Regions from separate parts of the Homo sapiens genome. Here region 1 is linked to region 2. A link is a contact called in ENCODE Hi-C or POLR2A ChIA-PET data. All regions are on one chromosome and are shown on one strand. Each heading gives the region's core, a stretch centred on a gene start or an enhancer-like site at or near the end of the contact. The rest is flanking DNA. Distances are from core to core; before and after follow the strand shown. Region 1 holds the start of MARVELD3 (MARVEL domain containing 3). Region 2 holds the start of PHLPP2 (PH domain and leucine rich repeat protein phosphatase 2).

Region 1 (6,703 bases), core at 1,002-3,501, 99 kb before region 2:
TCAGGGGTCACAGTAGCACTTCTGTGGGTTGGAGGTTGATGTCTTGTCACCCCCACCCTCTTCTTTTTCCTTCTACTCACTCATCACTTCTTAATCCTCTTGAGTCTTAGCTCTAAAAGTTAGAATTCCCTAGGGACTCTGCCTAAGGCCTCTTCTCCATTCTACTTTCCTCCTTTCTCTACTCCCACAGAGCATCTCCAGCCCAATCCTCTCCCCATATTTCAGACTCATATATTCAACTGCAACTAGACATCTACACTTGGATGAATTATAGCCATCTCAAATTTACCATGTCCAAAATGGAACTCTCTAATTTCCCCGCAAATCTGGTTCTGTCCAGTCTCCCCCGTCTCAGTGAAAAACCCCACCATTCACCTGGTCACTCCTCCCCTCCCCTCATTTCCCCACATCTGATCCATACTGTAAATTCTTCCCCAAAACTACAACCTGGATCTGTCAACTTGTCACTGTCTCCATGGCCACCGTCACCCTCACCTGGACTCCTTCAGCAGCAGCTTTGTAACTCATCTCTTCCCTCTACTCTGGGCCTCCATCATCCACCCTCCTCACAGAAGCCAGAGTGGTCTTTCAAAAATATCAATCAGAAAGGTTTACTCTCCTCCTCAAAATCTTCAATGTTCTCCCATTGTTTAGAATAAAAATGCACACTGTCGTCTACACCATCTGCCTGGTCCACTTCTCCAGCCTCAATTCATGCCCACCAACTCTACTCCCAGGGACCTCCTTGTCCAGCTCCCGCGTTCCTCAACCTTCTCTCTTTCTGGGACATTTTCTCAGCCTTCTTGTCATCCAGAACTCAATTCAAACGACATCTTCCCAGGTCTATATGAGGAAACCTGCCCTTCCCATTAAACTTTAGACACTGTCTTCTTTGTTTACTACCTGTTTTCCCTTTTCCTGACACACTAGAATGCAATCACCCTGCAAGCAAATTTTCCACTATATCTCCAGTACCTGCTAAAGCAGGTGCTCATACATATTTGCTGAAAGAATTAATTACCAGATGGCAATTGTATATATTTTGTAATATCCTTACTTGGCAGAATTAAAAGCTGCCAATTTTGTGTAAGTCCCCATTTTAAAAAACAGGGCTATTTGTAAGCCCAGGACTATTGTGATAGATGAACTGGCTGCAAGCCCCTTACAACATAGGTGTTATAAGGAAAACAGGAGAAGGGAGAAAGAGGGACAGTGGATGGGTGGAGGGAGAAGTGGAAGGTGGGTGACTGGGTGGATGTGTGGGTAGGTTAGTGGCCAGATGGATGGATGAATGGGTGAGTGGATGAATGGTGGATGGGTGGATGCGTGGGTGGGTGGCTGGATGGGTGAGTGGGTGGATGAATGGGTGGATGGATGGGTGAGTTGGTAGATGGGTGGGTGAGTGGGTGGGTGGATGGGTGGATGAGTGAATGGGTGGGTGGATGGATGGTGGATGGGTGGGTGAGAGTGGATGGTTAGGTGAGTGGGTGGATGGATGGGCAGGTGAGTGGGTGAGTGGGCGGATGGTAGATGGGTGGGTGGATGGGTGGGTGAGTGGGTGGATGGGTGGATGGATGGATGGAGGGTGGGTGGGTGGGCGGATGGGCAGGTGAGTGGGCGGGTAGATGGGTGGTGGATGGGTGGGTGAGTGGGTGGATAGATGGATGGATGGGTGGATGGTTAGATGGGTAGGTGAGTAGGTGGATAGGTGGATAGACGGGTGTATGGATGGGTGAGTGGTTGAATGGGTGGATGGTTGGACGGGTGGGTGAGTGGGTGGATGGGTGGATGGATGGTGGATGGGTGGGTGAGTGGGTGGATGGGTGGGTGAGTGGGTGGATGGGTGGGTGAATGGATGAGCGGGTAGTGGGTGATTGGGTGAATGAATGAGTGTCTGGCTGAGTGAGTGAGAGGATGGGTACCTCTGGGAAGGTAAATCCAAGTTGCAGTGTAAGTTGAGCCAGGGGAGGTGGCCACAGTTGGCTCCCTTAGGCCGCCCACCTCGTGGGGTCACCAAGGGGTTACTTCGGGGCAGAAAGGTGCGGCTGTGGGTCGCCCCGCCCGGGTTTCCAGCAGCAGCACCCCAGCCCCCACCCAGCACACAGGCACCCCTCCCGCCCGGGCCCCAGACGCGCTCAGGCCGCCCCCTGAGGGCGCCCGTTCTCAGGTGAGCTCCCGGACTAGCGCGCATGCGCACAGGTGAGTGCCCGCCCCGCCCCCGGGCTTGGCCACCTGCCCAAGAAACTTGTTGGTTGTTGCCCTCAGGTCGCTCCCGGGCGGGGACACGGAACCCGGCCATGGAAGATCCGTCGGGGGCTCGCGAGCCCCGGGCCCGGCCGAGAGAGCGGGACCCGGGACGGCGCCCCCACCCAGACCAAGGCCGCACCCACGATCGACCGCGGGACCGACCCGGGGACCCGCGCAGGAAGCGAAGCAGCGACGGGAACCGGCGAAGGGACGGGGACCGGGACCCGGAGAGAGACCAGGAGAGGGACGGGAACCGCGACCGGAACCGGGACCGGGAGAGGGAGAGAGAGAGGGAAAGAGACCCGGACCGAGGCCCCCGCCGGGACACACACAGGGACGCGGGCCCTCGCGCAGGTGAACACGGAGTTTGGGAAAAACCGCGCCAAAGCCGGACGCGGGACGGAGCCCGGGGACTGACCTGGGACGCAGCCGCGCCTCCTGGGCCCGCGCCCTGGGAAGCCCCGGAGCCGCCGCAGCCGCAGAGGAAGGGAGACCCCGGGCGCCGCAGACCCGAAAGGTGAGAGGGGCCGGGGCGCTGCGACCTCCGCGCCGGGGACACCTGTGGCCCAGGCCGGCCCGCGAGGCCCTGGCGTCCCCGGGTTCTCGTCCTAGGAGCCCGTTTAAATGAACAAATGCCGTTTCTCCCTTCTGCGCTCTCAGAGGCGACCTGGCAGGGAAGGAAAACTTTAGGGTTCCCCCTTCTCGTGGCCTGAACCCAACTAACAAAGCAAAAACCACCCCTGTGAGCAGTGGCTGGGCTGGAGGACCTGGAGAAGAGAAAGAGAGGCCCCGGGACCCGAGAGGGAGGGGTGGGAGGAGACCAGGCGGGTGGGGTTCACCCCAGGCTCCTCCCCGGCCCGGCCCGCATGGTCACAGGACTGCGCCTTGGGGTTCAGACCCTTGTCCCGTGTTCCAGAGCCAGCCCTTCCCGACTCCAAAGTCCCCTTCCTTGTGGCCGGGCCGCCCACTTGGGAAGCCCGATGAAGAGTTAATAGTTTAATGTGTTACCCCTCCCAGGAATAGGTGCCTTCAGAAACAGGTGGGCCGGCGCGGTGGCTCATGCCTGTAATCCCAACACTTTGGGAGGCCGAGGCGGGCGGATCACCTGAGGCCAGGAGTTCGAGACCAGCCTGGCCAACATGGTGAAACCCCGTCTTTACTAAAAATACAAAAACTTAGCCAGGCGTGATGGCAGATGCCTGTAATCCCAGCTACTTGGGAGGCTGAGGAGGGAGAATCGCTTGAACCCGGGAGGCGGAGGTTGCAGTGAGCCGAGATCGCACCACTGCACTCCAGCCTGGGCGACAAAGCGAGACTCCGTCTCAAAAAAAAAAAAAAAAGTCAGATGGGAGACGCTACATTTTTAACCAAAGAACAAAGTCTACGTAAAATTCTCCCACTGAAGGGTACAGGTTTGTTTTCCCTTTTGCCAGTGAGGTCTCTCTAGGCAGCGTCATTCGAATCCCACGGCTGCTTGAGACCGCACCCTCCTAATGAAAAAACTTTGCCATCTCTGCCTTGCACAGAATTCCCATAGGCCCCTTGTAAGGAGAAAGGTTCAGGGTGTACTGGAAGACTCTGTGAGCTAGGGGAGGGTGGGGGGGGAAGGGAAGACAAGAGGGGACCTGGTCCCCACACCGCCTCCTAGGGACCTGGTGTTTTTTCCATCCATTGAATACCCAGATAATGTGCCCCACACGGTGAACTGTGAGCAGATGGGATATCTCCCCTGCCAGCTCCAACAGGAGACAGGTCCGAGGTGACGACTGCTTCTGGTTTTTGACACCTGGCCTCTCCTCTAGGGAGGAGTCAGGCTCCCCTCTCCCAGGGACTTGGAGGCTGAGTCCAGTCTGTCTCCCTGCTATGTCCACACAGCGGGAGAGCTCCTATCCTGAGTTTATGTTACATTATCTAAAACTAACTAGCATAACAAAGGGTGCGCCCAGATACAGTCAAAGCTTCGCCCAGGGAAACAGCTGTTGTTTCCCTGACTAAAGCCCATTGCACTTGCAACTGCAGGACCTGGGAGAATTCAGAGCTGCATTTTTAGGTTTCTTTAAAAACCACTGTCCGAGCCGGACGCGGTGGCTCACACCTGTAATCCCAGAACTTTGGGAGGCCGAAGCGGGCAGATCATTGGAGGTAAGGAGTTCGAGACCAGCCTGGCCAACACTGCGAAACCCCATCTCTACTAAACATACAAAAAAATTAGCAGAGCGCGGTGGCGCACGCCTGTAATCTCAGCTACTCGGGAGGCTGAGGTGGGAGGACTGCTTGAACCTGGGAGGCGGAGGTTGCAGTGAGCTGAGATCTCGACACTGCACTCCAGCCTGGGTGACAGAGTGAGACTCCATCTCAAAACAAAAAAAAAAAAAGGAAGACTGAGGAGGAAGAGGAAAGGTGTCCCAAGGAGAAGAATAGCTTCTGTAGTAACCCAGAGGCATGGAAAAGCAGTCATCTTTTGAGGGGAAGGGGGTAGTTCAGTATGGCTGGGTCTGCGAGCATGAGGTTGTGAGTGTAGAGAGATGAACAGGGGCCTCCTGTGCATGCTAAAAGTTTGAAAAATTTCAAACCTAAGAGAGACATGATGTTCTAGAAAGACTGTGGGAGCCTGGCAAGTAGAATGCAGCCCCCTGTTGAATCTTGGACAAAGCCCAGGATGTGCTGCATAAAGCAAGGAGAGAAGGGACAGAAAATGCTAGGGCTGCCAGAGGAGGAAATGATGTGATGATGTCAAAATCCGTGGTCTGCAGCTCCCATGCTCCTGGAGAGTTATTGCTGACTCAACACTTTCCAAAGTAACAAAGGGAGGAAGAGAATGCCTGCCTGGGCATCAGAGTCATGTGAATGCAAACTGGTTTTGAAGAGGCCTGGTGCATGCTGAACTGAGAACTTGCACTCACAGGAAGGCAGCTCGCAGCTACCTGGTGAGACAGCTCCCAGGGGCAGACAAACCATCAGCGGTACCAATCACAGCATCTGTCACGTGGTTAGTGGAGCTGGGCCAAGTATTTGGATGTCCCGTGGGGCCACTAAACCAGAGAATTCTCTGGAGTTTAAAATACCGGGACAAATTCTATTTCTGTTCTGCTAATATTTGGGCCCAGCACGAGGAGTCAAGAGTTCTAATCCTGAACGCTATTGAATGAGACACCCCCTAATGACCATGTATGCTTTTTGGTTATAGTGAACCCCCTTCGGAGAGATATCTGCCCTCGACCCCCAGGCCTGGACGAGAGGAGGTGGAATATTACCAGTCAGAGGCGGAAGGACTCCTGGAATGCCACAAATGCAAATACTTGTGCACTGGGAGAGGTGAGCCGTTTTGCAGGCTGTTTGATCATTTACTGTCACTGGTGGTTCTGGAAGGGATGGTCTGAGCTGGTGAAGCAAAAATTTAAGCAGATTCCCTTGTGGGTTCCTAGCATTTTCATTTCTGTACTTGTGAGGTTCTTGTTTTCTTAAAAAAAAAAAAAAAAAAAAAGGAGGAACGTCTCAAAAGTGCTGCTAGATTTCCTGTGCTTCTCCTTAAACATGCCCTGGGTTTGCAAAGGCAAGCAGCCATGTTTGCAGCTTTCAGACTCCAGGTGGAAGTGCAGAGGCCTGTAGGTGGAACTGGCTATGAGCTGCCAGCTGTCAGAGGAGGGATCTTCTGGCGAGGCAGCTGAATTAACAGAGAGGGAAAGTCACCTGGCGTGGGCAGCCAAGTTGCAGCACCTGTTCTCCTTGAAGATCTGACGCCCAACATTTGATCAATGGCTTTTAAACTTTATTGACTGAGGCCAGGCACAGTGGCTCATGCCTGTAATCTCAGCACTTTGGAAGGCCCAGGAGGGAGGATCACTTGAGCCCAGGAGTTTGAGACCAACTTGGGCAACATAGCAATACCCCATCTCTAGTTTAAAAAAAAAAAAAAAAGGGAAAAAGGCTGGCGTAGTGGCTTACGCCTGTAATCCCAGCACTCTGGGAGGTCAAGGTGGGTGGATCACTTGAGGTCAGGGGTTCGAGACCAGCCTGGCCAACGTGGTGAGGAGGAGAATTGCTTGAACCTGGGAGGAGGAGGTTGCAGTGAGCAGAGATCACGTCACTGCACTCCAGCCTGGGTGACAGAGTAAGACTCCATCTCAAAAATATTAAAAATTTAAAAAATTTTTAAAATAATAAGGCCAGGCACGATGGCTCACGCCTGTAATCCCAGCACTTTGGGAGGCCAAGGTGGGTGGATCACCTGAGGTCGGGAGTTCAAGACCAGCCTGACTAACATGGAGAAACCCTGTCTCTACTAAAAATATAAAATTAGCCGGGGTGGTGGCTCATGCCTGTAATCCCAGCTACTTAGGAGGCTAAGGCAGGAGAATCGCTTGAACCCGGGAGGCGGAGGTTGCAGTGAGCCAAGATTTCGCCATTGCACTCTAGCCTGGGCAACAAGAGCGAAACTACGTCTTAAAAAAAAAAA
Region 2 (6,837 bases), core at 3,135-5,634:
TATGTTGGCCAGGCTGGTCTTGAACTCTTGGCCTCAAATGATCCACCCGCCTCGGCCTCCCAAAGTGTTGGGATTATAGTAGTTAGCCACTGTGCCCAGCCCAGTTTTATACTTTTAACTCTAAAAGTGTTCCATGAGGGCAATGATCAGTTCAAAGGTGATATACTATTACACACTCACATACAATAATAAGATATACATGGTATAAACAGGGTCTGGTAAAGTAACTCTCCATATTCAGTTAGTTCTGCAAGAATGTGAAATACGGCCGGGTGCGGTGGCTCATGCCTGTAATCCCAGCACTTTGGCAGGCTGAGGCAGGCGGATCACCTGAGGCCAGGACTTCAACACCAGCCTGACCAACATAGAGAAACCCTGTCTCTACTAAAAATACAAAATTAGCCAGGCGTAGTGGCACATGCCTGTAATCCCAGCTACACGAGAGGCTGAGGCAGGAGAATCGCTTGAACCCGGGAGGCGGTGAGCCAAGATCGTGCCATTGCACTCCAGCATGGGCAACAAGAGCGAAACTCCACCTCGGAAAAAAAAACAAAAGACGAAAAAAAAAAAAACAATGTGAAATACTCTTAGGTAGAAGATGTTTCTGCATTCAAAACTTTAAAACAATATAGACTCATATCTGGGAATACACACGTTATTAAATATTGTGAAAGCGGTGGGGAGGGATGGGATGAGATAGAGAAAGAATATGTCAGCGCTTTAAAAATGTTTTGGGGCTGGGTGCGGTGGCTCATGCCTGTAATCCCAGCACTTTGGGATGCCGAGGAGGGACAGCCTTTAAGCCCAGGAGTTGAAGGCCAGCCTAGGCAACAAGGTAAGACCTCATCTCTACTAAAAAAACAAAACAAACAAACAAAAAAAAAAACGTGCCTATGATCCCAGCTACTCAGGAAGCTAAGGCAGGAGGATCACTTGAGCCATGATCGCGCCACTGCATTCTAGCCTGGGCAAGAGAGAGGCTCTGCCTCAAAAAAATAATAACAATAATAACGTTTTGGGCTGGGTGCAGTGGCTCATGCCTGTAATTCCAGTGCTTTCGGAGCCCAAGGTTAAGAGGATCACTTGAGGCCAGGAGTTTGAGATCAACATAGCAAGACCCCATCTCTACAAAAATAAAAATAAAAATTAGCCAGGCATGTGCCTATAGTCCTAGCTACTTGAGAGGCTGAGGTACTTGAGCTCAGGAGTTTGAACCTGCAGTGAGCTATGATCACACCACTGCACTCCAGCGTGGGCTACACAATGAAGCTATGTCTCTAAAAAAAAATCTTTTTAAATTTTTTTTGGCATTAATTGTTTATACATACTTTGCTAAACACCCAAAACTGTTCTTGAAAAAAAAAAAATGAATCTCATGACACACACCGACATTAGCTGTAACTTCCTATCTTCTATAAGCTGAGTAAAAAAGTTAATCATTACTAAAAAAAAACCATAAACCCCAAATTGTAGGAAACACCTGGAAAATTTACAAACCTATGGTCCAGCAATTCGCTAAATAAATCTGGGGGCACATTTTGAAGGAAATTTTCCAGTATCCCAGGATAGATGGAACTGGATCTAGTCTGGCTAAGTTAGACTGGCTTAGTTATATTAGCCTTTTGAAGAATATCTGTATTATCTGACAATAATGTTCATGATTTGGTATTAGGTATAAAAGAGTTACAAAAAAGAATGAAGTTTTGGAAGGGTCTTCAGAGAAAAATGAGTGGGAGATGACTCTTCCCAATTCAGAGTATTCTACTGTAATACTTCTTTTCCAGCATCACTTGGCACAATTCAACCACTCAGCTACTTAACAAAACTGTATGAGGCCGGGCGTGGTGGCTCATCCTTGTAATTCCAACACTTCGGGAGGCCAAGGCGGGCGGATCACTGGAGATCAGGAGTTCAAGACCAGCCTGGGAAACATAGCGCAACCCTGTCTCTACTAAAAATACAAAAAAATCAGTGGGGTGTGGTGGCGGGTGCCCGTGATCCTAGCTACTCAAGAGGCTGAGGCAGGAGAATCGCTTGAACCCTGGAGGCAGAGGTTGCAGAGATCGAGTCACTGCACTCAGGCTTGGGTGACAGAGTGAGACCCTGTCTCAAAAAATAAATAAAAAGAAAAAAAACTGAGAGGCAGTAGCACAAAAAATGTTTTATATTTTACAGAGTTCTAGTTTACGTTGTTCCATGGATTCACTGGGTTCTATTATTGTTTTTCCGTGTTCCCATCTTTGTAACATCGTACTAACCTTCATAACATGTAAATACTGCTGAACCTCAATCCCAATAAACTACTAAAGGATTTTTAACATCATACGTTTTGTTTTGCAATGTATTTTTGAAACACATCAAATTTAAATTTTCTTTCCTTTCCATCCTTCTACTGGGCAAGTTTCATATCCTGAATTCCTCATGTAGAACTCTAGAAGGAATTCCATTCCACCTGCGGAAGGACACCTAGTTTACGTATTTGACCTACAGAAAAATTTCTCTGCAACTCTTTCAAATGCTAGTAAAAAACTCCACCCAGTCAGCCTCCCACAACCCCTCCCTTTAACCATCTTCTCCTCCCCACTATCGCCACCCTACCTTGTGCATTCCTTCGTAAACTTACTTCTCATCACCTTCAAGGTTCCACTCCCCTCTTGCCTACATCTGTTTTCATATCCTCCCACTCCCCCAATTCCTGCCAAGAAGCCCCGCTAGCTGCCTGTTGCATAACGGCTCCCCCATTCCGTCTCCCTCGGCAGTCGGCCCCGCTCCCGGGAGCAGGAATGCCCCTTTCGGCCCGGCCCCTCCTCCCTTCCGCAACACGCCCAGCAAGTCCCCGCGACGCAGCTCCAGCGGGGATTCTCTCTCCAAGCTGGGCGGGTCGTCCTTGCCGGCTGGCACCTCGGGTAGCGAGCCCCGAGGGCAGAGGAGCCGGCTCCACCCGGCCTGGCCCCGAACCCTCCGCGGCGCCGGCCAATCGCCGCTGCCATCCTCCCGCTGGGGTGATGTCTTCAGGTGTCCGGGAGGGGAGAAAGCCCTGCGTACTTCCAGCCCCGCTCCTGTGCCAGGAACCGGCGGCCCTCCGAGCCCTCCGGAGCCGGCCTCCGGGCCCCGAGCGCGGCGAGGCAAGCAGGGGCGGCGAAGGGTCCGGGTGGGCGGCGGCTACCCGCAGCCCAAAGGCGTGGGCCTGCGAGGCGGGCGGCGCGCGGCCAGGGATGGGCAGCAGCGGGGTACCGAGGCGCCGAGGCCTGGACGCGGGCGCGGCGCGGAGGCCTCGGCGTCCCCAGCCGGGTGTGGGGCGGCCGACTGACTGACGCCGGGCGGGGGCCGCCGACTGCCTCAGCCACTGCGCGGGGCGGGGGCGGCAGCGGCCTCTAGCCTCCCTCGTTCCCTCCCTAGTCCGCTTGCCCGCTCGCCCGCTCGCTCGCTCGCTGGTCCATCCGCCTCCTCACCTTCAGGACCCGGATCCCTCCCGGCCGGCGGCTCGCGGGCGCTTCGGGCGGCTCCGGGGGCTCCAGCGGGCCCGCGGGCCCCGGCTCCACCTCCCCCATCGGCGACCCAGGATTCACAGAGACGCCCGGCCCGCGCGACGGCGTGCGGAGCCTCGGCGGCGCGCGCGAGCAACCGGTGGCCCCGCCCCCCGCGGCCCGCCGGCTCCGCCCCTCCGGCGGCTCGCCAGCTCCGCCCCTCCCGCAGCCCCGCTGGACCTAAGCAGCTGCCGGCGCCGAGTGGCCCGGGCGCCACCGAGCCGCATTCCGGCCGCGGCCCGCGTGGCGGAACCTGGCACCACCGCAGAGCGCTGGGCCTCCACTGCCCGCCGCCCTAGGCTTGGAGGACTAGAGCGCAAGGAGGGGTATTTGCTGCTTTCCCCGCCCTCTAAGAAACCCGCGGGAGAAAGAAGCAGGTGGCGCCGGCACCTGTCAATTGTGACAAGACGCTGCCCTCCGCCAGGGTGGCTCTTGTAACTTCCCTCACCTGCCAAGCCGTTGAACGAACTGTTGAGAATACTCACCTTGGCAAGGCCTTTTCTCTTCCTTATCAGAGATGCGTGCGACCTTCTTAAGCAAATTCAACCCAACCTCGTACAAAACGTCCGCTCACCTCCCAGCCATGTTTTAATTCCCTTGCCTCCTCCTGGAGCAAAATTATCAGAATTCGGTGCTCTGCTTCAAGCAGTAATATGGCCTGTGACCCGGTTTATGATTTATTTGCAAGGCTGATTCAGAAAAAAACTTTTAAAAGTTAACTTCTTTTCTTTTCTTTGTTTTGTTTTTCTTTTCGTTCTCGCAGTGATAGTAGTTTTGTTGCCAATGGGCCAAATTTGGAGTCAGCCAGCCTGTTTCCAGATCTCCCCTCTGCCCTTCTTTAGATCTATACCCCTGTGCAAGTTACTTGATCTAAGCCTTTCGTTCTTAAGCTGTGAGAAAGAGATTAAAATCTGCCAAGTAGTTATGATGAAGATTTAGTGCATACAAAGTGCCTAACGTATAGTGGGGATCCATAGTAGCCATTATAATTCCAAAATTCTAAATTGAAGATCCAATCGGTTTCTCGAAAAGTACTCTGTCGATTCCTCCTAAATTTTCCTAGGAAGGCTTCTAGACTTCCAGATTTTTAGGGCTTCCCCTCATACATAGGGTGTTGAATCTTCAAGCAACTTGTAAGGAATTAGACAGCAAAAAACAGTAATTTCTTCACTTTCATAGAACTGTAATTCCAGTACTTTGGGAAGCCAAGGCAGGCAGATTACTTGAGGCCAGGAGTCCGAGACCAGCCTGACCAACATAGCGAAACCCTGTCTATACCAAAAATACAAAAAAATGAGCTGGGCAGGGTGGCGCACGCCTGTAATCCCAGCCACTTGGGAGGTGGAGGCAGGAGAATCGCTTGAACCCGGGAGGCGGAGGTTGCAGTGAGACGAGATCGTGCCACTGCACTCCAGCCTGGGTGACAAAGCAGGACCCTTTGTCCCTATTATCCATTGCTTCAGTTTGCCTCATTCAGACTAACTGTATGTCTAGAATAATTGCAGGCTTAGTACAAGACTTTTAGATTTAACAGAGCAGTCTGTGTCCCCCATCTGAGATATGTATCCATTTGGAGATATTTTAAATGCCAGGACCAAATTTGGCTCTTGCAGGTTCCGACCCCTTTCTGACCTACTTTCTCCCTTCACAAGTTAGCTTTGTATATACCAAAATTCCAATCTCCAGTAATCTTCATTTCTTGGCCTCATTTTAATGCATTAAAAACGATTTGTCACTGTGAGTCTGGTTTAAGGTGGGAGAAAACTCTTAGGTCATCCACCTCCTGGATTTTCCTTCCACCTTGAAATTATTTTCAGGAAAGGTACTCAAAGTAGTTGGATTCCCATTTCAGTGCTTACTGGGTAATTTCTCCCAACAAGAAAACTGGTATATAAGCAATAGGCACCAATATGGAGACAGAAGCAAATTTTAACAAGGGCAGGCAAGCAGTGATAAGAAAAAAATGTGGTTTAGAACAAGTGTTTCTGGCTGGGTGCAGTGGCTCATGCCTGTAATTCAGCACTTTGGGAGGCCAAGACGGGCAGATCACCTGAGGTCAGGAGTTTGAACCCAGCCTGGCCAACATGGCAAAACCCCATCTCTACTAAAAATACAAAAATTAGGCAGTGTGGGGGCACGAGCCTGTAGGCCCAGCTACTCAGGAGGCTGAGGCAGGAGAATCACTTGAACTTGGGAGGTGGAGGTTGCAGTGAGCCGAGATATCGCGCCACTGCACTGCAGTCTGGGTGACAGAGGGAGACTCTTGTCTCAAGGAAAAAAAAAAGTGTTTTTCAAAAGCCTTTTATATTTTTTTTATTTTTGAGACAGGGTCTCGCTTTGTTGCTCAGGCTGGAGTACGGTATGGACACAATCATAGCTCACTGCAGGTTCAACCTCCATGGGCTAAGGTGATCATGCCACCTCAGCCTCCCAGTAGCTGGGACCACAAGTGAGCACCACCCTACGCTTGGCTACTTTTTGCATTTTTTTTGTAGAGATGGGGCTTCACCATATTGTCCAAGCTGGTCTCGAACTCCTGAGCTCAAGCCATCCGCCCACTTCAGCCTCCCAAAATGCTGGGATTACAGGTGTGAGCCACCACACCTGGCTGTAAGAGTCTGTTTCTTGAGGCATTATACATTACCTTTTCCAGATTTCATGAGTAGAAGCTCTTTATTGACTGACTACACAAAAAGGAAAGATCTTGTTGCAGAACTAAAGTTTCAGCTCATGCTGGGGAACAGCAGTGGTGAATAATTGTTTAATTAAAGGGATAGTAGGCATAAGCATTGCTATTTACTTCTTCATTCTGGCAACAGTAGTTCCTCTTTCAAAAGGGAAAACATAAAAAAAAAAACCCATCCGCCCAAAAGTTTCAGGGGCTAATTTATGATGTAACTACCTTTAATGGTTCCCATGATTTAAGATCCAATTCAGTAGTGACAACCAGTTGATTTTTTTCAAATCATGTAGTGCCATTAACATTTTATACTTTGTTTCAAAGGTCACATATTGATGTTCTCCCCCAGTTCAAGGCACTGTGCATTATGTATGCCAAGGGTTATGTAACTACAATTTCTGGAAATGGTAAACAGCTGAGACTAACCCTAAAAATAAATTCCTCTGGGATTTTTTTTGTGCGAAAATCCATCTGCCCTCACTGCAGGTTCATCATTACAAAAATCACTGTTTAGCTCAAACCAAGAGACAGAGAAGTCATCATGATCTCTCCTTTCTGTCTCCTTCCTGTAGCAGCTGTGCTTCCCCTCTCTGGTATGTACACACGCACACACCTTCTTTATGCCAGGAG

Evidence for each region. A loop is a pair of places that touch in the nucleus more often than their neighbours do. ChIA-PET counts read pairs that join two places held with the same protein, here RNA polymerase II (POLR2A). Pooled maps may share reads with other maps.
Region 1: a map of PC-9 shows a loop between it and region 2 (4-fold over the local background). The contact joins the promoter of MARVELD3 here to the promoter of PHLPP2 in region 2. A Hi-C loop is called at or near these places in 1 of 168 maps with a recorded cell type or tissue (PC-9), 1 of 37 single-sample maps with no recorded cell type and 6 of 50 pooled maps. POLR2A ChIA-PET finds 5 or more read pairs at or near these places in 6 of 52 experiments (B cell, H1, HCT116 and 2 more).

Annotation. Positions count from the first base shown.
Region 1 is chr16:71,623,933-71,630,635 of GRCh38, forward strand. MARVELD3 (MARVEL domain containing 3) reads left to right here and starts at 2,252. Exons shown (of 3, transcript NM_052858.6): 1 at 2,252-2,764; 2 at 5,435-5,562. The coding sequence starts at 2,298. RefSeq lists a silencer at 3,073-3,122.
Region 2 is chr16:71,720,317-71,727,153 of GRCh38, forward strand. PHLPP2 (PH domain and leucine rich repeat protein phosphatase 2) reads right to left here and starts at 4,385. Exons shown (of 19, transcript NM_015020.3): 1 at 4,013-4,385. RefSeq lists an enhancer at 2,722-3,223 and a silencer at 2,989-3,958.